Regions from separate parts of the Mus musculus genome. Here region 2 is linked to region 1. The links are chromatin loops, found by intact Hi-C in ENCODE. Cell type or tissue: gastrocnemius. All regions are shown on one strand. Links, peaks and the distances in the headings refer to the core of each region. The heading gives the core; the rest is flanking DNA.

Region 1 (12,875 bases), core at 2,519-10,518:
AGTAGCCATCCTAATATCTGATAAGATTGACTTCCAACCCAAAGTCATCAAAAAAGACAAGGAGGGACACTTCATTCTCATCAAAGGTAAAATCCTCCAAGAGGAACTCTCAATTCTGAATATCTATGCTCCAAATACAAGAGCAGCCACATTCACTAAAGAAACTTTAGTAAAGCTCAAAGCACACATTGCGCCTCACACAATAATAGTGGGAGACTTCAACACACCACTTTCACCAATGGACAGATCATGGAAACAGAAACTAAACAGGGACACACTGAAACTAACAGAAGTGATGAAACAAATGGATCTGACAGATATCTACAGAACATTTTACCCTAAAACAAAAGGATATACCTTCTTCTCAGCACCTCATGGTACCTTCTCCAAAATTGACCACATAATAGGGAGGGACTTTAAACAAGGAAATGGTTCCTGAGCTTTCCAAGAAGAACTCTTTGCTTAGTGAGCACAGCTACACGGAAAGGTCTCACAGCAGGTAAGTGTACCCCCCCCACACACACCCGAAGCAAAAAGTCACCTTGGTGGAACCAGGAGCAGATCCAACCAACTTTGCAGGTTGCTTCTGTTTAGCTGCCATTGGAGAGAGAGTTGGACCAGATGCTGCCTGCTGGTGAGTGGGCCTCTAATGGGACAATGTATTGGCCTGTAGAATTGCAGTAAGTTTGGACTCTGGGAAAGTAATGGATTGCTGAAATTCTCATGGACTGGGAATCTTGGTGGAGCACTAGGGAATTTCTTAATCTGCAATGGCATTTAGACATTGGAGCAAGCAGAGGTGCTTTGCTCCTTCTGTTCGGCACTCAGATTTGTCCTGGAAGACAATCTTTGTGAGTACTTGTGAGGGTTTGCAGGAGGAGAAGTGATATTGACAGCACTCTACACAACCTGCATGGCACACAGGTTTATTCTTTTTAACTGTACATGTTAACTGTACATTTATTTTAAATAAAGAATATATTAAGTCCTCACAAAGCCAGGTTTTAAAAAAGGCATCTAATAAATTTATAAAGTGAATAGTATGTCTTTATTCTATTTACAGTAAACTTGTTATAAATAAATACATTTTTGAAAAGCTTATTTTTAACTTGAATAGATTTATATTTTAAACAGATCAACTTAATTGTTAAAGTTATTATAATAAAGAATATGATTTAATGACAAAAATCTTATTGTGAAATAGTGTGACAGTAAGAGATGAGCAAAGGAATAAAGTTGAACTCCTTCCAAAACTATGTTCAAAGCATCAGAAAAGCTTTTTGTTTTTACAGTTATGTATAAGCCATAGGGACACCACACTGAAATGTGAGTGTCTGTAACCAGAGTTCAAAACTGGTCTTACAGAACTGTTTGGGGCAAGCCAGGAAAATTTGTATTTAACACTCTATAGAATTTCACAGTAAATTGAATTTCACAGAGCTTTGTTTGCTCTGAAGCATGGAAGTGGCTGATGGTGTTGCATGGGATCCTTGCTGAGGATAGGATCTGAGGAAGGGTTCCAGGTAGAGAATAGAAGTGTAGTTATACATGCTAGTAAGTATAAACCATTGATCATAGTGATCCTGAAGCTGAGAGCACCCGAATACTGGACCTAATGCATGATTCGTGATGCAGTTTGAAGAGATTTCATTTGTTCTGAATTCTCTGTACAGGTATGGATACATTGTCTCCGGGGAAGGGGGAGTGTGGAATCCCTGTGGTCACTGAAGCAGAAGGAGTTGTAAACAGCCTATGGAGATGTTGCAAGTCCAAATCTGTGCTGTGTGTGAGCTGCCAGTGTTCAGAAGGGCTGAGCCTTCTCTCCAGATGCAATAAGATATTTAAAAAGAAAACCACAAGAGAAAACATGAGAGCAATTGGAACGTTTTCTTGTTGTTAGTGGTATAGCTTTTGTTGTTTTTCCAGCAATTGTTGTTTTTACCTGCTCTTAAGCAGGCTGGCTCATGTGACTTAGAGCCCAATCCAACATTTTTTTTTTCCAATCCAGCATTTAAGAGCACTTTGTCTTGTCTCCTTGTGTTTGGTCCTGATTATGTTCCTACTGATCACCTGGAGTTCAGACCAGTTTCCAAAGCCTGTTCCCTGGGATTTCAGCTTGTCTCCCCCAGCTCATGGCCCTGTTCCTTGTTTTCTTCCCATTTGAAACTGATTTCATTGTGTTTATGTTCTACCTATGAGTGTTTTACCTGCATGTATGTATTATGTATGTTAACACCTCTGATTCTTTGCAAGCCATAGCAAATCGCAGGTCCCTTGGCACTGCAGTTTATGGAATTGTCAGTCTGATGTCATGGGTGTAGAAATCAAACCATTTTGCTCTGAAAGTGTAATACCTGCTCTTAGACTCTGAGCCATGTCTCCTACTCTCTGAATCCCAGGGATGGAAGCCAAGAAATGGTGTTCACTAACATGCTTCTTTAATCATTGATCCAACTTCCCAGTCTTAACAGAAGACATTTTAAAAAGATGTACTATGTTTCCTGCAATTGGCTCTGTCTCCATCTCCCTCTCCCCCTCCCCCTCCCCCTCCCCCTCTCTTTCTCACTGTATTTCTCTCTCTCACTGTATTTCTTTCTCTTATTGTGTCTCTGTGTGTTTTTTTGTGTTTGTGTCTCTGTGTGTTTGTGTGGGATATTATAATGTAGCCGATGCTTAAAAATAGGAAAGGTGCTTTCTCTTTGTTTTTGTTTTTGTTTTGTTTTGTTTTGTTTTTTGCCAAGATTGTATTGATTAGCACTGGCTGGCCTAGAATTGGCTATGTATGGATGGCTGTCTTAGAAGTCAAAAGAGATATGCTCGCATAGGTCCCACAGAACTCTGGTTAAAAGCAGGAATCACTGTGAAGGGCTTACATTTTATAACATTGTAAGGGTGTGAATTATATGAAGAAATGTAAGTAGTATTCAAAATAAATTCCTAGCTGCCAGGGAATATTGGCACACACACCTTTAATCCCAGGACTTACTAGGCTGAGGCGGAAAATCTCTGAGCTCCATGTCAGCCTGGTCTATAGAGCAAATTCCAGTTCAGCCAAAGATATTCCAAGGAACCCAGCCTGGAAAAAAAGCTTATAATGATTAAACTACATAATTAAGTAACGAATAAAAGAAAAAAACTGAGAAAGCTGGGTGAAATAGGCAATTATCGAGACAGATACCAAAACCATAAGATAAACCATGTAAACAGTCCCTTAACCCCATAAAGAAATAGAACCAGTTGTGAAAATCTCCCATCCAAAAAGAACTCTCAGACTACATGCCTGTAGGGCAGAATACTATCAGACCATCAAAGAAGAACTAATACCAATACTCATGAAACTGTTCCACAAATGAGAAACAGAAGGAATACTACCCAATTCATTCTATGAAGCCACAGTTACGCTAAATATTATCCCATGGAGATGGAATGGTAACTGCCTAATGAGGAACTGGTCACTTCTTCCTTTCATAGAGGACTATGTAAGAGATATTTTTGGGAGCTTCTATCAGGGTTAATATTCCAAATAGGTTTTAAAAACTGGTTGAATGTATATGAATTTTAGTTTTAGAAGATATCATGTATATTTAACAGGCTTTTAACTATCATAAATTATATTCACTCCATAAAAACAAAAGAAGTTATAAGCTATTTGATTAATGAGAGAAAATTAGAGGCTAGTGTAACCAAATTTAACCAAGAGGAACACAAGAACTGGACTGTAAAACTGATTTTTAATAATAATAATAATAATAATAATAATAATAATAATAATAATAAATTGAAAAATTTAAAAATGAATACATATATTTTGCTAGTTTAAGCAAAAAATGTTAAAGAATAATAGGAAATAATAATTTGAAATCCTAATCCTCTCATTCCCTGAAAATTTTGGTTGTAAAAACTATGAATTTGTAACAAAGACTTTGTAAATAGTGGTACAGGGAATAGTCAGATGCCCTGAAGTCATGAAGCTTTTAGTTGTTATGGAGACAAAGGCTCAATTATACAGCTTAGTATGGCTTGGAATTCGAGGTCCTCACTCTGGCTCCCCCTCTGCCTCCACATCTGCCTGTCCCTCAGAGTCCCCACTATCACTGAGATAACCTGCAGATTAGTTCAGCTTTAGAACTGATCTACTCAAGAATTCTTTTCACATCACCACTACTTGCCTCTCTAGCTTGTAGTAAAACCATTTAATTCAATTTGAATCTTTAATATAATAAGAAATGTATCTCAAATTCATAGGGAAACAATTGATATGTAACTGTCTGGCATTCATCAGTCACTCCACTGTTCTGAACAAACTGTTTTGTAAACAGAATGTTAAGCACAGGCAGATAGCAATAGTGTAAGTATACATTCCTGTCTTGATTTCAATGTGATAAAGATCGGGGCCCAAAACTACCAAAAGAGGTAATGGTTTATTTCTATTTACAACTATCAGGTTGTAAACTATGTCACCTAGGGAAGTCAGGATAGCACTTGATTCAGAGCTGATAAGTGGAGACAGGAACTGAAGAAGAGACTATAGAAGAACGCTGTCTTACTTGAAAGAAAGAAAATTAAATTCAAGGCCCATGATTCATATGGCTCATGATGACTAGTCAGAAGGTTTACAGACCTAAGGCAGAGATAATAGCAGAATAGGCTCGGGCATGACCAGACAGGCCAGCCCAAAGGCTGTAAGTCATTCCAGGAACTGACTGGCCATGAAGATAAGAGAGGCATGCAAGGACAATCTACAGACAAGCCCAGCTGAGTAATGGGCTACCTGGTCTGGTCTCCTTCTGATATGGTTTGAGTTTAACCAGATGCTCTGCCCATAAAGATAAACAACCTCCCTTTAGAGTTGCTGTTGTCCCAACTCACACGTACCACTTGCTGATGTTTAAACTGTCCAATTGTGTGTAACTGCGCCAATTTCCCCTATCCCCCGACTTTTTTTCTATATAAACCCCTAACTTTTGAGTCTCAGGGCCAATTCCTCTGTCTCCTGTGTGAGACACATGTCAGCCTGGAGCTCCATCATTAAACTACATCGTGTGTTTGCATCAAAATGGTCTTTCCTGTTTCCTTGGGTGCGCACCATACAGAGACTTGAGTGAGGGTCTCCCCATGGGGGTCTTTCATGTGAGGGCTTGTTCAGGATTTGCGTGACCCCCAGGAGCCCCAAAGACCCCTTGGAGGTATGTCTCTGTGAGTCTTACATGTTGTTTGAGTGCATCGCCACTGGGTTTGTGTCTGGTTTCAGTTTTCTGGCAACTGCAGCTGTGGGCTGTAAAGAGCCAGTGGCTGCAGACAGAGACGTCCTAGGGCCGCAGGCTACAACCCTGGAAGACATTCCAAGGGTGGAAGGAAGTCAAGAGAGCCTGGCAGTTATCTGTCAGAACGAAGGAGACGAAGTGCTCCTTTATCATAAAGGGAGTGGAAGTGAAATCCCACTCGTCAGAGGTCGCGTTTGGCTGGTTGTTTAAGTCCAGATGCGGGCAAGTGTGTTTGGATGTGCTAGTGTTTTTGTCCTTGTTTTGTTCTTGTTTTTTCTGATTTTTGTCATAGGACAGACCGTGCCAACCCCTTTGTCTTTGACTGAAGACCATTGGATGGATGTTAGGGCAAGAGGATGGAATTTATTAGTGATAGAAGAAGAAAGAGAGAAAAAAAAAACCTGGAAGACTTTCTGTACCTTGGAATGGCCTGCCTTTGGGGTAGGCTGGCTGCCCAAGGGAACTTTTGATTTACCCACCATCAGGGCTGTGAGGGCTGTTGTTGTTCAAAAGGGACCGGGATCACACCCAGACGAACAGCCATACATCATAGCGTGGGAAGATTTGGCACAATGCCCACCCCAGTGGGTGTGACCATCCCTCCCAACCCCATTGTCCGGGCTCCAAGATCCTGGCTGTCAGAGAAAGTGTGCTATGAACAAGAAGCAGAAGCTACAGCCTAAGAAAGATGGTAAGCACAGAGCTCCTGGCGCCCACCTCTAAGATCTACCATGAAATAGAAGAACCCCCTGAGTGACCTATTCTTCTGCCCCCACCTTATCCTCGAGCTCCCCAACCTGTACCCCAACCCTCTGCTCCTCCGGCTCCTCTTCCAGCCCCAGTCCCTGGGACCAGAAGAGGAGGTCCTTCAACAGGGATGAGGAGCTGATGGACAGCCGCCCAAGAAGGACTGGCCAATTCTACTGTAGCACTTCACCTTAGGGCTGTTGGGCCACCCCAAGCTGATCAGAATGACTTACAACATTTACAGTATTGGCCCTTTTCTTCCACTGATCTTTATAACTAGAAGATTAATCACCCTCCCTTTTCAGGAAACCCTGCAGGGCTTACAGGCTTGATAGAGTCCTTGATGTTCTCCCATCAGCCTACTTGGGATGACTGTTAACAGCTTTTACAAACCTTGTTCACCACTGAAGAGAGAGAGAGAATTCTCCTCAAAGCTCAAAAGAATGTCCAAGATGATGCCAGAGATCCTGTCCAGACCCTGGCCAAGATAGATGAAGGATTCCCCTTGACCCGCCCTCAATGAGATTATAACACAGCACGATGTAGGGAATGGCTGTCTAATTACTGGTGGGCTCTAGTGACGGGTCTCAGAGATGTCACACGAAGGCCCACAAATTTGGCTAAGGTAAGAGAAGTTATACAGGGGATGACTGAGCCCCCCCCCAGTCTTACTGGAGATACTCATTGAGGCTTACAAAAGGTACACCCCTTTTGACCCTATGTCTGAAGGACAGCGAGCCTCTGTGATTATGGCTTTTATAGGACAGTCAGCCCCTGACATCAGAAGAAAATTACAACGGATTGAGGTATTACAAGATTACACTGTAAGGGGTGTAGTTAAAGAGACTGAGAAAGTGTATCATAAGAGAGAGACGGAGGATGAGAAACAAGAAAGAAAAAAGAGAGAAAAGAGAGAGAGAAAAGAGAGGATGAAGACAGGAGAGACAGGAAACAGGAAAAGACTCTGACTCTAATACTGGCTGCAATAGTAGATAGAGATAAAGTAGACAGGAATAGGTAGTCAGGGGACCTGAGAGACAAGAAATGGCAGGGGCCAAAGAGACCCAGAAGAGATAGACCACCCCTGGGAAAAGATCAATGTGCACACTGCAAAGACAAAGGTCACTGGGCTCGCTAGTGCCCCAAGAAGGCACAGAGAACAAAAGTACTGTCCCTTGAAGATGATGAAGACTAGGGGAGATGGGGCTCGGCTCCCCTCCCCAAGCCTGAGGTAACATTAAAAGTGGAGGAGACCCCTATAATTTTCTTGGTCGATATGGGTACAGAATATTTAGTGCTCAAAACACCTTTGGATAAGATAAAAAACAAAAAGACGCTAGTGATTGAGGCCATGGGGCAGAAACCATACCCATGGACCAGTTGCCGGAACAGTGGACCTAAAGAAGAGCCAAGCAACTCACTCATTTTTGGTCATTCCAGAGTGCCATATGCCCTTACTGGGAAGAGACTTATTGACCAAATTAAGGCACAAATAACATTTGCCCCCTTTAGACCAGAATTGTCCTGGGGGACTGAGACACCTCAGACCTTAGTGTTGTCTTTACAATTAAGAAAAGAGTATCAGATTTATCAAAATAAACCCCCAGAGGGACTACAGTACTGGCTTACTCGATTTCCTCAGGTATGGGCCAAAACAGGGGGAATGAGAATGGTGAGACTAGTTCCCCCAGTGGTGATTAAGCTTAAGTCTGGGGCCATTCCCACTGGGGTCCAACAGTACCCCATAGACAAAGAAGTGCAAGAGGACATACACCCCCATATCACCAGACTGCTTCAACAGGGGATCTTAGTCCCATGTAAGTCTCCTTGAAATAACCCCCTACTCCCAGTAACGAAACTGGGGACGAATAACTATCACACCACGCCGTGCAGGACCTTAGAGAGGTCAATAAAAGTGTTCAAGATATCCACCCCACAGCGCCCAATCCTTACAACCTGCTCAGCATGCTGCCACCTGAACGAACCTGGTATATGGTCTTAGATCTTAAAGATGCTTTCTTTTGCCTGAGACTACACCCCAACAGCCAGGCCGTGTTTGCTTTGAATGGTGAGACCCAGAGAATGAAAAAAAAAAAAAAACGGGCAATTCACAAGGACAAGACTGCCTCAGAGATTTAGAAATTCACCCACCTTGTTTGATAAAGCTCTACATCGAGATCTTGCCTCCTTTTAGACCAACAATCCCCAGGTAACTCTCTTACAATATGTAGATGACCTTTTGGTGCCCACAGAAACACACAAAGAGTGTGTACTCTGGACTCAGAAAATCCTGGCCAGGTTAGGTGAGTTGGAGTACCAGGCTTTGGCTAAAAAGGCACAGTTATGCCAGACTGAGTTGACCTACCTGGGATATACCCTGAAGAATGGACAACGATGGCTCACAGAAGCTAGGAAGTGGACAGTGACACAGATCCCGACCCCAAACAACACCTTGCCAGGTAAGAAAACTCCTGGAGACTGCTAGATTGTATAGACTCTAGATCCCAGGGTTCGGTACTTTAGCAGCCCCATTACACCCCTTAACAAAAGAAAAAGGAAAGTTCATTTAGGCTAAAGAACATCAATTGGATTTTAAAACTCTCAAAAAGCACTGCTACAGGCCCCTGTCCTAGCACTGCCTAATTTAAACAGGCCTTTTACTCTATACATCGATGAGAAAAATGGAGTAGCCAGAGGAGTCCTCACTCAAAGCCTAAGACCCTAGAAGCACCCAGTAGCCTATCTGTCAAAGAAGCTAGCCCCTGTGGCCAGCAGATGGCCCTCCTGCCTCTGGACAATAGCAGCCATGGCTGTACTAGTCAAAGATGCTGATAAACTAACTATGGGCCACAATGTGACTGTGGTGGCCCTGCACTCCCTTCAGAGCATCATTTGACAGCCACCAGACCACTAGATGACTAACACTCAGATGACCCACTACCACTTTTTGTTATTGACAGATCGAGTGACTTTCACTCCACCTGCCACTCTTAATCCTGCCACCCTACGGCCTGAAGCTGAAGAGAACCCCATACATCAGTGTGAGAAGATACTGGTGGAGAAAACTGGGACTCAGCCAGACCTAGCCGATCTACCTTGGCCCAGAAAGGTAGCCTGCTTCACCAATGGAAGCAGTTTCATGGTAGAGGGTAAGCACAGAGCTGGGGCAGCAGTAGTGAACAGGAAATCTGTTATATGGGCCAACAGCCTGCCTGAAGGGACATCAGCCCAAAGAGCAGAACTTATTGCCATAATTCAAGCTTTAAGGTTAACAAAGGAAAAGGTTATCAATATTTATACCAACAGCCAGTATGCTTTTGCAACAGCTCATGTTCACGAGGCAATCTACAGACAGCATGGACTATTGACCTCTGCTGAGAAAGATATTAAACATAAACAAGAGATTCTTAGCTTGTTAGAAGCTGTCCACTTGCCCTACAAGGTGACGATCATCCATTGCCCAAGACATCAAAAGGGGGCTAGACTAATAGAAAGAAGAAATCAGATGGCTAACCAGGTGGCCAAAGAGGCAGTGCAAAAACAAACGAGTTTAGTAGTCAAAATCACACCCCAACAGGTTGAGGAGATCCCAGAAAAAAAATCCTCACAGAAGAAGAGGAACTAAAATACTTGACCGATATACATGGCCTCACTCACCTGGGAACCAAAAATATGATAGAACTAGTCAATAGATCCCCTTACCATATCCCTAGACTACAGAAGGTAATAGAGGACCTAGTAAATAACTGTATAGTGTGTGTTCTCACTAATGCCGGGTCCAACAAACACCATGGTGGAAGACACTTACAAGGAAATCGGCCTGGGACTTACTGGGAGGTTGACTTTACCGAGGTCAAGCCAGCCCAATATGGAAATAAGTACCTTCTAGTTTTTTTAGATATCTTTTCAGGGTGTGTTAAAACATTTCCCACCAAGAGAGAAATGGCTAATGTGGTGACTAAGAAGATACTCGAAGAAATCCTTCCCCATTTCGGGGTACCTAACTTAAATGGGTCAGACAACCAGCCTGCCTTCAACTCCCAGATAAGCCAGAGACTGGCCAGACAGCTGGGGACAAATCGGAAGTTACATTGTCCTTACAGACCCCAGAGTTCAGGACAGGTAGAAAGAATGAATAAGACTCTAAAAGAGACCTTGACTAAATTAACTTTGGAGACCAGCAAAAGTGATTGGACAGCACTTCTCCCTTATGCCCTATTCCGAGTCCGGAACACTCCTGGAGCCTCAGATCTAACACCTTTTGAACTAATGTTTGGGGCTCCCCCACCTATCTATGTGAATGTAGAAAATAGAACTTGTCCTGATGTTTCCTCTATTCCCTCATCTCACCTCCTAGCCCAGCTGAAGGCTCTCGAAATCATGAGAAAAGAAACTTGAGAGCAGTTAAAAGAAACCTACACCACTAGTGACTTACAGGTTCCACATCAATTTGAAGTGGGAAAAAGGGTCCCGGTGAGGAGGCACCGAGCGGAGAACCTCGAGCCTTGGTGGAAAGGACCCTACCAGGCACTATTGACTACACTCACTGCCCTTAAAGTAGAAAGAATTCCCTCTTGAGTTCATGCCTCACAAGTTAAGAGGGCTCCCCCTGAGTATGATAGTGATAAGTAGCCTCTAAAAAAGACTAATAATCCTCTTAAGTTGTGCTTTTGTCACAAGAGCGACTCAGAACAGAGACATCAACCCTCATACTCAAATTCAACAAACTTGGGAAGTGCTTAATGAGGAGAGGGACATTATATGATCGACCACCACAATACAAGCCCCGTGGACTTAGTGGCCCAACCTCATTTGTAAGTGAGTAGCAGGGTCACTTACATGGGGCCTCCCCGAGAATACTGACCTTCATAAAACACCACCTGATAAACAGTGTGTCCCGAGCAAGATAGGGAGCATGTTTAGATGCTCAGGACAGTTCTACAATCTTCAGTCTCCAGAATTTTATGTTTGCCCTGGCCAAGGCCAATCATGAATGCTTCAGCATCAGTGTGGAGGGGCACCAGACTTTTACTGTGCTACATGAGGTTGCGAGACCACAGGTGAAGCTTATTGGAATCCTACCTCTACCTGGGACCTGATCACTATAAAAAGGGGGAATAGCTATGACCGGCCAAACCAAGGTGAGAGAGATAGTTCTAAATACCTTGAGAGCAGGTGTGCCTGGTTCAACAGCCCTAATAGACCTTGTAAAGATAACTAATACAATCCCATACATATAAAGTTCACTGACCAGGAGAAACAAGAATGACAGAGCTGGGTTACGGGAAACAATTGAGGTTTGCAATTGGACACAGAAGTGAAAGACCCTAGATTAGTTTTCAAAATCAAATTGACTGTGGAGAGTCCATCCCCAGTGCCCATAGGACCTAACAAGGTCCTTCCGGAACAGGGCCTCCCTGCCAAACCCAAACCCCCAGCTCCGATAATTGAGAACCCCCTCAAGGTTGTCACCCCTACAAGATCCCCCGACCACAATCCCCACCCCACCCCCGATCCCTTGACGGAACAGAGACTGTTCAACATGATTAGAAGAGCCTATTATGCCCTTAAAAGCTCAGATCCGGATGCTACTACTGACTGCTGGCTATGCCTATCCTCAGGCCCTCCCTACTATGAAGGGATTGCCTTTAATGGAGATTTTAATAAAACCAGTAGTCATGCCTCCTGCTCATGGTGAACAAGAAAGAAATTAACCCTCACTGAAGTGTCAGGGAGGAGCCCTGGTTTCTGCATAGAGATACCTCCTCCTTCACACCAACATCTATTTGGTCAGACTTATTCTGTGTCCAAGACAAATACCAAATATTACCTTGTGCCATATCTAGTTGGTTGGTGGACCTGTAACACAGGGCTCACCCCATGTGCATCAACTAGTGTTTTTGACCCCTCTCGTGATTTCTGTGTTATGGTTTAGCTCCTACCTCGCATGTATTATTATCCTGCTTCCTGCCTAGAAGATAAGTATACCAATAAGAGATTGAAAAGAGAACCAGTTTCCCTTACCCTAGCTATGTTGATGGGGGTTGGTCTTAAGGTAGGAATAAGAACAGGCATAACAGCCTTGATTGAGGGTAGACAAGGAATCCAGTCCTTAAGAGAAGCTATAAATAAAGATTTAAGCATGCTAGAAAAATATATCGATGTATTAAAAAAATCCTTGACCTCCATGTCAGAAGTAGTATTACAAAACAGAAGAGATTTAGATTTATTGTTTTTAAAAGAAGGTGGACTATGTACAGCCTTAAAAGAAGAATGCTTCTACACAGACCACACAGGAATAGTCAGAGATTCTATGCAGAAATTGAGGGAAAGACTGGAAAGGAGAAAGCAAGATCGAGAAGCTCAACAGAGATGGTTCAAGTCATGGTAATCTAAATCTCCATGGATGACCACTTTACTTTCCACTTTAGCCAGACCAATTCTTATTATATGCTTGGCTTTAATCTTTGGCCCCTGCTTAATAAATAAGGGAATTGCTGTTGTTAAGAGTAGAGTGAATGCATTGCAGCTTATGGTTCTCCAACACCAATATCAACCTATAATAAAAATAGAAGAGCAATATGATTCCTACCCCACATAAGAAGATACAGACCTTTGAAATTCTAAGATTAGAATTATTTAATAAAAGAAGAGGGGAATGAAAGAAAGAAAATTAAATTCAAAGCCCATGATTCATAAGACTCATGATGACTAGTCAGAAGGTTTACAGACCTAAGACAGAGAGCATAGCAGAACAGGCCCGGACATGACCAGACAGGCTGGCACAAAGGCTGTTAAGTCATTTCCTGGAACTGACTGGCCATAAAGATAAGAGAGGCATGCAAGGACAATCTACAGACAAGC
Region 2 (12,875 bases), core at 1,698-9,697, 1.9 Mb before region 1:
TATTTGATTAAGGTGATTATTTATATTCTCGGTAAGGGCCTCTATCATCTTCATGAAATGGGATTGGAGATCATAGTATTGCTCTTCCGGTGTGTTAGGATATCTAGCGCTTACTTTAGTAGGCAATCTGGGTTCTTAAAGTGCCATAATGTGTAGCCTTCTTTTTATTATATTCTTGGGCTTGCATTTCTCTATCTAATTGTCTCTGGTGTTGGTTGCCCTGAATGTCCTATGTTAGCTCAAACCTCCTGAGAAGCAGGTGGAGCTGTGTGTCTCAGCTATTAGCAGGCCTCCTGTATGTTGGGTTAGAGATGGCCTCTTGGTATTCAGGCAGAGCTATGTAGTGTGGTGCCTAGCAAGCCTGTATATGATCTCCACTCGTACAGGTTCAGACTGTGTGTGTCAGATTTGACCCTGAATCTTGGGAGGCAGGCATATTGTTGGGTAGGGTGCAGTGCATGCTGTTCCTGGATGCTACAGGAACAAGCATGGCCTTGAAGTTCCAAACAAGTATCTTTATTTTTGTCTTTTGTATATGTTATTTATGTTACTTATGATATTTATTCATTCATTCATTCATTCATTCATTCATTCATCTTTTTACACTCCAGATTTTATTCACCCCCACCCCGGTCCACCCTCCAACTCTTCCACATACCAAACGTCCTCCTTGTCCCATGTCTCCATGAGGATGTCCCCACCCCAATACCCCTTATTATTATGATTATTAAAAATCAGTTTTTACAGTCCAGTTCTTGTGTTCCTCTTGGTTAAATTTGGTTACACTAGCCTCTAATTTTTTCTCATTAATCAAATAGCTTATAACTTCTTTTGTTTTTATGTAGTGAATATAATTTATGATAGTTAAAAGCCTGTTAAATATACATGATATCTTCTAAACCTAAAATTCATATACATTCAACCAGTTTTTAAAACCTATTTGGAATATTAACCCTGGTAGAAGCCAAAAAAAAAAAATAATAATCTCTTACGTAGTCCTCTATGAAAGGAAGAAGTGACCAGTTCTTCATTAGGCAGTAACCCATTCCATCTCCATGGGAGAATATGCAGCGTAACTGTGGCTTCATAGAATGAATTGGGTAGTATTCCTTCTGTTTCTCATTTGAGGAACAGTTTCATGAGTATTGGTATTAGTTCTTCTTTGATGGTCTGATAGAATTCTGCCCTACGGGCATCTAGTCCGAGGGTTCTTTTTGGTTGGGAGATTTTCACAACTGGTTCTATTTCTTTAAGGGGTTAAGGGACTGTTTACATGGTTTATCTTATGGTTTTGGTATCTGTCTCAATAATTGCCTATTTCACCCAGCTTTCTCAGTTTTTTTCTTTTATTCATTACTTAACTATGTAGTTTAATCATTATAAGCTTTTTTTCCAGGCTGGGTTCCTTGGAATATCTTTGGCTGAACTGGAATTTGCTCTATAGACCAGGCTGACATGGAACTCAGAGATTTTCCTGCCTCAGCCTAGTAAGTCCTGGGATTAAAGGTGTATGTGCTAATATTCCCTGGCAGCTAGGAATTTATTTTGAAGACTACTTACATTTCTTCATATAATTCACACCCTTACAATGTTATAAAATGTAAGTCCTTCACAGTGATTCCTGCTTTTAACCAGAGGACTGCGAGCATATCTCTTTTGACTTCTAAGACAGCCATACATACATAGCCAATTCTAGGCCAGCCAGTGCTAATCAATACAATCTTGGCAAAAAACAAAACAAAACAAAACAAAACAAAAACAAAAACAAAGAGAAAGCACCTTTCCTATTTTTAAGCATCGGCTACATTATACTATCCCACACAAACACACAGAGACACAAACACAAAAAAACACACAGAGACACAATCAGAGAGAGAAATACAGTGAGAGAGAGAAATACAGTGAGAAAGGGGGGGGTTAGGGGAAGGGGGAGGGGGAGGGGGAGATGGAGACAGAGCCAATTGCAGAAAACATAGTACATCTTTTAAAAACGTCTTCTGTTAAGACTGGGAAGTTAGATCAATGATTAAAGAAGCATGATAGTGAACACCATTTCTTGGCTTCCATCCCTGGGATTCAGAGAGTAGGAGACATGACTCAGAGTCTAAGAGCAGGTATTACACTTTCAGAGCAAAATGGTTTGATTTCTACACCCATGACATCAGACTGACAATTCCATAAACTACAGTGCCAAGGGACCTGCGATTTGCTATGGCTTGCAAAGAATCAGAGGTGTTAACATACATAATACATACATGCAGGTAAAACACTCATAGGTAGAACATAAACACAATGAAATCAGTTTCAAATGGGAAGAAAACAAGGAACAGGGCCATGAGCTGGGGGAGACAAGCTGAAATCCCAGGGAACAGGCTTTGGAAACTGGTCTGAACTCCAGGTGATCAGTAGGAACATAATCAGGACCAAACACAAGGAGACAAGACAAAGTGCTCTTAAATGTTGGATTGGGCTCTAAGTCACATGAGCCAGCCTTCTTAAGAGCAGGTAAAAACAATTGCTGGAAAAACAACAAAAGCTATACCACTAACAACAAGAAAACGTTCCAATTGCTCTCATGTTTTCTCTTGTGGTTTTCTTTTTAAATATCTTATTGCATCTGGAGAGATGGCTCAGCACTTCTGAACACTGGCAGCTCACACACAGCACAGATTTGGACTTGCAACATCTCCATAGGCTGTTTACAACTCCTTCTGCTTCAGTGACCACAGGGATTCCACACTCCCCCTTCCCCGTAGACAATGTATCCATACCTGTACAGAGAATTCAAAACAAATGAAATCTCTTCAAACTGCATCACGAATCATGCATTAGGTCCAGTATTTGGGTGCTCTCAGCTTCAGGCTCACTATGATCAATGGTTTATACTTACTAGCATGTAAAACACACTTCTATTCTCTACCTGGAACCCTTCCTCAGATCCTATCCTCAGCAAGGATCCCATGCAACACCATCAGACACTTCAATGCTTCAGAGCAAACAAACCTCTAGCTGTGTGCCATGCCGGTTGGGTAGACTGCGGTCAATATCACTTCTCCTCCTGCAAACCCTCACAAACACTCACAAAGATTGTCTTCCAGGACAAATCTGAGTGCCTAACAGAAGGAGCAAAGCACCTCTGCTTGCTCCAATGTCTAAATGCCATTGCAGATTAAGAAATTCCCTAGTGCTCCACCAAGATTCCCAGTCCATGAGAATTTCAGCAATCCATTACTTTCCCAGAGTCCAAACTTACTGCAATTCTACAGGCCAATACATTGTCCCATTAGAGGCCCACTCACCAGCAGGCAGCATCTGGTCCAACTCTCTCTCCAATGGCAGCTAAACAGAAGCAACCTGCAAAGTTGGTTGGATCTGCTCCTGGTTCCACCAAGGTGACTTTTTGCTTCAGGTGTAGGGGGGGGGGGTACGCTTACCTGCTGTGAGACCTTTCCGTGTAGCTGTGCTCACTAAGCAAAGAGTTCTTGGAAAGCTCAGGAACCATTTCCTTGTTCAAAGTCCCTCCTCCCCGTTGTGTTCCTGCTAGGGAGTGAGTAGTAGGCTCTATTTCCAGGGTTCTCTGTGTTTTTGTGAGGTGATAAACAGTGATTGCTCTCTCCTATTCTACCTTTCCAAGAAGAATGAGACTCCCATTCTAGACATCTTTTCTTTTACTTTACAACCCGTGACGGCAGGTATGGTTGTTTGTGTACATGACAGTCTGCATGGACACTTCCTGTGTGCAATAACTGCGGAGGCCAGAAGAGGGCAAAACTGCAAATGCTGCTGGAGTTCCAGGGAGTGACAGAGAGTGGGTGGGAGGTGGAGAGGGAGGGAGGGAGGGAGGGAGAGAGAGAGAGGGAGGGAGGGAGAGAGAGAGAGAGAGAGAGAGAGAGAGAGAGAGAGAGAGAGAGAGAGAGAGAGAGAGAGAACCACAATGTAGGTGCTGGGAATCAAAGCCACCTCCTATGTGATAGCAGCAAGTCTGTGGAACAGATAAGTCATCTTTTCAGACGCTTCCACCACTTTTGAATTGGCCAGGAAAGACTTGATGCTATGCAGTCTGGAGCCGACCTTGTGGATGCCATAGGAGAGCCTTGAAAGCATTTATTTATTCTTAGATGAATTTGGACCTTTTGAGAAAGGAACTGTTTCTACACCAGTCTTCTCTCATGAGAAAATGTGCAGCTGGATACATGGTGCAGAGTATAAGATCATTGGTTCCTATGCAGAGGATCCAGGATTCAATTACCAGGGTCTACCCTGTGTCTCACTGCCACATGTCAGTCCTGTTCCAGGGGATCTGATACTAGCTAAATTCTGACCTCCACATGGTCCAGTTTAGTGCGCAGGCAACAGACACACCCCTTCAGGTAAAATGTTCATACAATAGAAATAATGAAAAGTATACAGTTTACAAATTGCTGTGTAGAACTTGATTTCCAAATGATCAAACATATTATCAGGAGCAGACTTCAAAATATGGCTCTAGATCAAACATTTTGATATGTTTGATACTTATATTTATATTTCTTTTCTGTTTTGAACCCCCTAGGACCCAACATCCCGATGTCCTGGAGGAGAGTAAACCAGAGTTCTTCCATAGTCTCTGCTTCAGTTCCTGTCTCCACTTTCCAGCTCTGAATTAGGTGCTGTCCTGACTTCCCTACGTGACATAGTTTACAACCAGAGAGTTGTAAACAGAAAGAAACGATTGCCTTCTCTGGTAGTTTAGGGCCCTGGTTTTTATCATATTGAAACAAATACAGGATTGTATACCAGCACTCACGCTATCTGTCTATGCTTAACCTTCTGGTTAAAAGACAGTTTGTTCAGAACAGTGGAGTGACTGATGAATGTCAGACAGTTACATAGCAATTTTTGCCCTATGAATTTGGGATACATCTCTGATTATATTGAAGATTCAAATTCAATTAAATGGTTTTACTACAAGATAGAGAGGAAACTAGTGTTGATGTAAAACAAATTCCACAGTAGATCAATTCTAAAACTAAATGAATCTGCATGCTATCTCAGCACTACTTAGTAGGCAGTGGGACAAGCAAAGGCAGAGGAAGAGGCAGAGGCAGTGGCAGAGGCAGACACAGAGATAGAGAGGTTCAGGTACAGGCGTAGATAGAGAATTTAGAGGCAGAAAAAGAAGGAGAGGCAGAGTCACAAGGCCAGTCATAGGGAGATTCCGGATCAGAGACAGTGTCAGAATGTGTGGTCTGCGTGTGCCTGGTGTGTGTCTTTGTAATGCTTGGAACTTTTCAGAAGTTACATTAATTCAAGTGTCCTTTGAGGTGGTGTGATTGGTTGCAACAAAATTCTTAGATTGCAACAAGTATACCAAGACAAGATTTCTGTCTAATTGGCCACCCAGACACAAAGAATACTTATACTAGGAGAGAACTCAGGCTAATGGCTTTCTTTCATCTGATAAGTCTGCCTCTCCCAGTCACAGAATAAAAGGAAATTATGATTCATAACAAAGGAACACATACAAGACTGCAGAATCTCAGCCAAGACTATTGAGAACTATTTTTTTTATCACAAAGCTCTCACACAACATTTAATAAATCCTGTGCTGGATTCATCTTCTAAGTATACACTGTATGTTATATATAATGTATCATAAAATACTAAACAGGAGTATCTAGCTATGTACACTGAAAGTGTATTGCATACAGAGAGCATTAATACTGTAACTCCATGGATGAAACATGTTTATGAAGCAATACATAGCAACAGAGATTTAACACACAATATTTGCATTTCATATGTGGTCCCCAGATGAAACTTAATTGCATCAACACACATGGCACAGCATGGAACAGGTATGACAAATACTAAAATAGTAAACAGCTGAATGCAAGAAGTGTGCAATACAGAGTTACTAAGTCTTTGGTAGAATACTATATTTACATGCTCACAACATACATTAGTGAAAAAGTCCTGCTGCAGTAACTTTGCGCAAGATTTATTGTCAAAGCTTGTACTTTTTGTCTGGTGGTTGGTGGTTGGTTATGCAAATTGGTTGTGGTTTTTTAGTAGCCATAGTCAAAGAAGAAGCACAAGGAAAGAAATTAGATTCAGAGATTTTCTAATTCCTCTCTCTAATCTACCCTTATTTCTGTCCTATCTAGTGATAGGGGGTATAAAAAGAAGAACCTAGAAAGTATCAAAGACCAGCTATAAAAATGAATCCTTACTTACCCTCCACCAGAAACCATCAACTGTGAAGAAATATTCTTCAGCATCTTTATCATAAATTTTAAAGGACACTCTTTAATAGCTTCCTGACTGGACTGTTCCATTTTTTCTCTCTCTCTGTGTGTGTGTGTGCGTGTGTGTGTGTGTGTGTGTGTGTGTGTGTGTGTGTGTGTGTGTCTGTGTGTGTGTGTCTCTGTATCTGTGTTGGTGTGTTTGTGTCTTCCTGTGCATAATACCTTCCTGTGTTGTTATCCATTCATGTTTCTCTGTGGATTTAGTCACAACAAAGCAGATACAGTGCATTATGAGTGTCTTTTATTTTTGTTTTGTTTTTGTTTTCTGGTGGTGGGGAGTGAATCTATGCTCTTGAATTTGCAAATCAAACACTACCATTGTGTCACAATTCTTGCTGAGATAGGGTTTTGAATTCTTTAACACTAGTTATTTTTCTCCATATTACTATGAAGTTATAATCTTATTTTAAATGTACTCATGATCAGTTACTGAACTTTTACTTCCATTTCTTCCAAATTTATGCAGGTGCTAAGCAATGTCAAGCCATTGCTGATATTTTTTTGTTGATACTGCAATTTGATCAAAAAACAAGTTCTTGTTTCTGCCTTGTGTGAGAGTGTGGTTTTTTTTTTTTTTTTTTGAAGACTTGTATCTTATAGGCCAGAACAAAAATATGTAATGTACACTTGAGGAGGGTGGTCTGGGGTATTTCTTTGTATTAAATGCATGCCAGGTGCCTGGTGTTCTATCAGGGTAGTGGTGCTCCTTAGGCTACTTGCTCATCTTTTTGTTCTCATACACGTTTGGGAACAATATTTTTCAGTACCACAGAGCAAATGTTACAGGTGCTTAGCTTTTAAACTGTCAGTAAACACCAAAGTCGCAATTTTGGACCTCAGAGCAGGCTGTTCTCTCAAAGCAAGTCAGAGAATGCTTAGCCCTGTGAGCCCAATCCTTGCTTTTTTATTCTGAGAGTGGAGGGAAACTGTTCTTTCCTGTAAGGGTTTTGCAATTAGAGATTCTGGTATCAGCAGGGCTTACCAGAGGTTGCTCATCTGTAATAGCAAAGGAAAGGGGGCGGGGAATCAGTACCCTGTTGGCTCAAAAGAAGTCTAGAACACCACTACATTCTGCCCCCTTGTGGGTGCTATCCCTGTCACATTTTGAAGAGAAGCAGTGCTCCTCCAGGAACTTCCAGGCAATTGGACTGCATTTCTCTGGATGCTGTCAGACCCATCCTCCAGTTCTGGACTGACTATCCTTAAGAACAGTCACTCACCCTCCAGTCCACAGTCCCTGCTTCTCTCTCAGTTCTCCACAAAACAGGAGACTCTCTTTAGTTTTGTGCCAAGGGATGTCAGCCCTGCTTCTCATATACTGATAAACTAGACTGATTGGGACTTAGAAGAATTTCTTTCTCTCATCTACCTGTTTACCAGATAAACTGTCAGTGAGAATGGCTGAGACATGTAGTCTGTGCAAGGTTCCCATGATTAAGGGCAGGGAATATGAAGATAAGGCAGACTTATCAGTATATTTCAAAAGTCTACCTTTAATTGACATCTCTAAAGTTGTGCACAAGAAACAGGAGATTGTGAGGTGACTTCAAAGAGTAACATATGAGGTTCATCTAGAAAATCAGGAGATGTCTATTGAGAGCAGCACTAGACTTTAAAGAATTTGGTCCTCCATATATTTCTCACTATTTCCACATCTTAACAAGTAAGGTGTGAAGGAAGGCAGGAGGTGGTGGAAGAGTGCTGTCATCAGAGGCTATATCTCCAGGGATGCTTGTCCACTCTGTGACTTCAAGATATCCAATTGACAGTGGTACCTGGTTAGCAAAGAAGCCTTTGTAGTGCCTCAAAGCAGGAAGAAGGAGGGATGACCATGGTCCTTCTTTCATCATTTACACTTTAAAGCTGAGAAACAATGTAAAAACTCATGTCATTCTGATATATACACCATGGAATGTCCAGAGAATGTCTCAGTCCCTTGCTGTAATGGTTTTAGATATGACTGGACATGATTTTATGTTAATCTGAGTGTGTTAGTAAGCTTTTGTCAACTTGTCACAAACCTAGAGTCACCTAGGAAGAGGGAACCTCAAATAGGATCTGCCTATATTAGATGGGGCTATAGGCATGCTTGTTGGGATTTTTTAAAATATTCATTTAAATTTTCTCATATATTATGGTTTGAACATATTCTTTCCCTTCTTTATCTCCCTAACATTCAACTCAGAGACACAGTGAAACTTATAGAAATTATGGACCAAATGGATTTAACAGATACCTATAGAACATCTCACCCTAAAACAAGAACACACATGGTATGTACTCACTGTTAAGTAAATATTAGACAAAGAACATGGAATACCCATGATATGACTTATGGGTACTATCCATCACCTCCACCTCTGGTTAGTATTGTCTTTCTGACTCATCTTTGCGTAGATTCCTGAACCTTGAAGGGGAGAGCTTGATAAATACATCCTCTTCAAGACCTAGTGCTCCAAGTCTCTCACTCTCTGTGCATTATCCAGTTGTGGCTCTCTGTGTTTATTACCACGTTCTGTAGGAAAGTCACCTGTGATGAAGGCTGAGTGATATACATTGACATATGAGTAGAGCAATTAGGAGTCATTAGAAGTATTTTACTGCTGTGTTAATTTAGTACAATTAATAATAGCAGATTTTCATCTAGGGTTTTATGACATGTCTAGTCTCAAATGCTTGGCCTGAGATCCCCTCCTCATTTAACCCATCTATATTAGTTTCTTCTTTATTCCTTTACCACTGTATTCTATTTCCCCTCCCTTGGAAGATCTCCTCCTCCTTCATGGTCCCTTACTAGATAGCTCCTCTCTGTTATTCTAAATGAAACACACACATATATAAAGCTTACAAGCTAACTCCATACATAGGTGAAAGAATGCAATTTACATTTTTCTGGGTCTTGTTTGCCTGTTGGGAATTTTCCTGATTAACAGTTGATGAGAGAGGATTCAGTATAGAGTGAGTGGTGCTATCCCTGCAAAGATGGTGATAAAATATATAATAAAGCAAGCTAAGTGTGGGGATTAAAAGATGACTCAGTGTTTAAGAGGACTGGCTGCTTTTTTAGAAGGCCAGGGTTTGAATCACAGAATCATAGCTCCAGTATCAAGGGACCAAGTGTCTTCTTCTGTCCTCTGTGAACCCTGGACAAACAAGATCCACAGACATCCATCCAAGAAAAACACTCTTATAATGTATTATATATATGTATATATAATGTTATTAAAATAAAAGTTAAAGGAAGTTTTTAAATTTTGTAAGAAGAAAAGCTGAGAAAACTGTGCTGAGAAAGCACGCCAATAAGCAGCCTTTCTCCATGTACCTTGCCTATGCTCCTACATTGGTTCCTGCCCTGATTTGACTCAGTGATGGAGTGTGATGTGGAAGTAGAAAACAAAGTAAGCCTTTTCCAAGGGGAAGGGAGGAGATGGGGGATGAGATGGGGATTTGTTGAAGGGAAACTGGGAAGGGAGCTATCATTTAAAATATAAATAAATCCCAAAATGAATGATAAAAAATATAAGTCCTGTCCAGACCTCCAATGTGACAACATGAAACTGTTCACCTACAATCTCCTAAGCTCACATGGGCGGGGCATGGGCCTGCTTGTCTTCCCATGGCACCTGCAGGCCACTGAAATCTGCATCAACCCTGTGGAGTTCAACCCTGACTTCATGGCACAGATGATCCCCAAAGTGAAGTGGGCAATGCTTGTGCAGGCGGCAGACAACTCAATCTTGGCCAAGGTACCTAAAGAGCCAAGTGACAGCTAAAACAGGAGAGATGTTTTTGAGGAAGTTGCACCCACGTGTGGCTTGAGATGGATGTACTGGAGGGTACCCTGCAATGCCCAGAATCTGGTCGTCTTTTCCCCATCATCCGCAGCATCCCCAATATGCTGTTGAATGATGAGGAGACTGAGAGGTAACCTTGCTAGCCACCACACTGGGAGGTGGGAGTGGGTGCTCAGGTCGAGGAACACCCTCATGGAAGCAGGGGGAGAGGGAATGGGATACAGAGTTTCTGGGAGGGTGGGAACCTATGAAATGGACAACATTTGAAATGTAAATAAAGAAAATATCCAATAAATAAAAAGACCAACCAAAGAGTACACAGGGAGGGACCCATAGCTCCAGCCGAATATGTAGCAGAGGATGGTCTAGTTGGACACCAGTGAGAGGAGAGCCTCCTAGTCCTGAGAAGGCTGGATGCCCCAGAGTAAGGAAATGCCAGGACAGGGAAGCAGGAGTGGGTTGGTTGGTAAGTAGGGGGAGGAGAGATGGGAGAGGGGGTTTTCGGAGGGGAAACCAAGAAAGGGGATAACATTTGAAATGTAAATAAAGAAATTATCTAATAAAATAAAATAAACCAACTGGGGAACAATAAGTTAATAGCAGAATAAAAAATCAAAGAAGCCATGCATGGTGGCACATGCCTTTTATCCCTGCATTTGGTAGGCAGAGGCAGGCAAATTTCTGAGTTTGAGGCCAGCCTGGTCTACAGAATGAATTCCATGACAGCCAGGGCTACACAGAGAAACCCTGCCTGGAACAACCAAAAGAAAAAAAAAAGGAAGCAAAGCACACACAGGCATGCAGAAGAGCATTGGTCTCAAAGACAGCCCTGTCCTAAAGATGCTACTACACATAGTTTCACAAAATGGACTCTGAACATGTCCTCATAAGGCCTTTGACTATACTATCTAGGGTATCTCCATATGATTATAAGAAACAAAAGGAAACAAGACGATCAGTGTCAGAAGCAGATCTTAGACTGATGCCAAGGCCAGGCTGGGAGGCACACCAGGCTTTCTGTTTTCAAGCTTCCAGTATGTGGTTCTCCACCTTCCGAATGCTACAGTTCCTTCATATATATACTTCCTTATGCTGTGGGGAGCTCCAACCATAAAATTATTTTTTTGCTACTTCGTAACTGTAATTTCCTACTGTTATTAATTTTAACATAAATATCTGACATACCGATAGTCTTAGACAACTCCTGTGAAAGCGTCACAAAGACTCACAACCTACAGGTTGCCAAACATGATGCCAGGCACTAGTAAAACTAGCCAGCCCCTTGATTTTTACACTTTCTGCCTTCCAGAACTGTACTAGAATAGATGTGCTCTATTTTAGTTGTCTAAGCATGTGATCATCTGTAACACTAACTGGAAACACACATACCCAAGTGGATGAATGGGTCTATTTTTCCTGCCCTGGAATCTTGGCAGGTTTGAGTCAGCTCTAATCAAATGGAAGAGAAAGGATGCTGGATGAATTCCTACTCTAAGTCATCGGAGTCAATAGGGATTCCATTTTGTTCTCATGGAGAATGGGGAGGATTTGTTCTCCATTAAAAAGGTCCTTACATTCACTAATTTGATGCCTGCCTGTCTTTTTGAGTGTCCTTTGTACTTTTATCTGCTGTGTGTTGTGTTCTGTGTTCTTGATTATTAACTCTAGGGTCTTTACCATAATCACAAAATGAAAATATTCTCAGTTTGAAAACCTTTCATATTTGTCCTCTGTATACAATATGATTCTTTTAAAAAAATCAGTTTATGAGTACTTTGTACCAACATCTAAATTTTTGGGAAAATACTTTTTATTGAAAATGCATCTTTTCATTCAATTCAGAGATAAGTGAGTAAAGTTTTCCAAACTGTTGTAAAGGGGTCTTAGGGATTTAAGGAGATCTGTCCACTTCCCCTCCATAAAGACAAACACAGTGTCAGCTCACCCTGTGTGCTAAAGTCCATTATGGTTCAAAATGGCCACCTTTGAAGTTGTTAGCAAACTAAAGAACTCCTTAACTATACCTTCAATTCTGGAGAAAAAAAAGGCAGGGGGCACTGGGGAAACATTTACAGGTGGAAAGAAGGGCTAAAAATATTAGCTCTTCCCCACCAGAATTTTCTGTTGGAGGGCTCCTTTTAAAAATAAAATCAACAAATAAGTAAAGAAAATTTTAGAGAAGTGATAGCAAAGCACAAATTTGGTGAAAATATTAAAAGGTTTTTCCTGAGGCCCCTGTGTGTGTACCTTCATCTTTCTGAGAGGAAAACACCATCAGGCAGTTAGAGACTTAGAAAGGCTGAGTCTGACCTTTCGTTGACCCCACTAGCTCAGCCCCCTTCAGTGGACATTCACAAGGTCACTTCGGCTACAGAAGGCGCATGCGCAATGAGTGACTCCTGAAGTTACGCGGGCTCACTTTTCGCTTCAAAAGGCAAGAGAAGCTGAGGAAGCCACAGGGAACTCAGTCCAAGCCCGCTGTGATGACAGCCAGTCACCTACAAGTAAGTGTAAAGCAGAGATCTGGATGGCTGGATGGCTGGTGGCAGGGAGAGGGACTTCTTTCTATCCTCAGGTGGTAGATCCTTATCAGGAGAGGCTAGGTGATTTTTATTGCTGTACCCAAGCCCTGAGCAGGCTCAGATTCGCACAGGAAAGCTGTTAAGTCTGTGTGACTATTGGGCCAGACCCTTCTTAGCTCCAGGACTCGGACCCCTTTACTGATGAGGGGAGATATTTCTGGAGAAGTCTTCAAAACCTACTTACTTAATGACTTTGCCTCGGGGTTAGCTGA

What was found. A loop is a pair of places that touch in the nucleus more often than their neighbours do. Peaks named below come from ENCODE experiments on the same cell type or tissue, not always from the same donor. Only the 100,000 strongest peaks of a DNase experiment are listed, where the experiment ranks them.
Region 2: a loop joins it to region 1, with 23 times the contacts of the local background. A loop is called at or near these places in 11 of 42 quality-filtered maps.

What each region holds. Positions count from the first base shown.
Region 1 is chrX:56,003,285-56,016,159 of GRCm38, forward strand. It overlaps a transcript of 3830403N18Rik not described here. Among named protein-coding and RNA genes, the nearest start is that of Gm35487, 37 kb to the left of the region's middle. In gastrocnemius, for the core only: no CTCF peak of the experiment used is centred there; a DNase peak (open chromatin) is centred at 5,838.
Region 2 is chrX:54,071,515-54,084,389 of GRCm38, forward strand. It overlaps the pseudogene Gm46673. Among named protein-coding and RNA genes, the nearest start is that of Gm22550, 41 kb to the right of the region's middle. In gastrocnemius, for the core only: no CTCF peak of the experiment used is centred there; no DNase peak of the experiment used is centred there.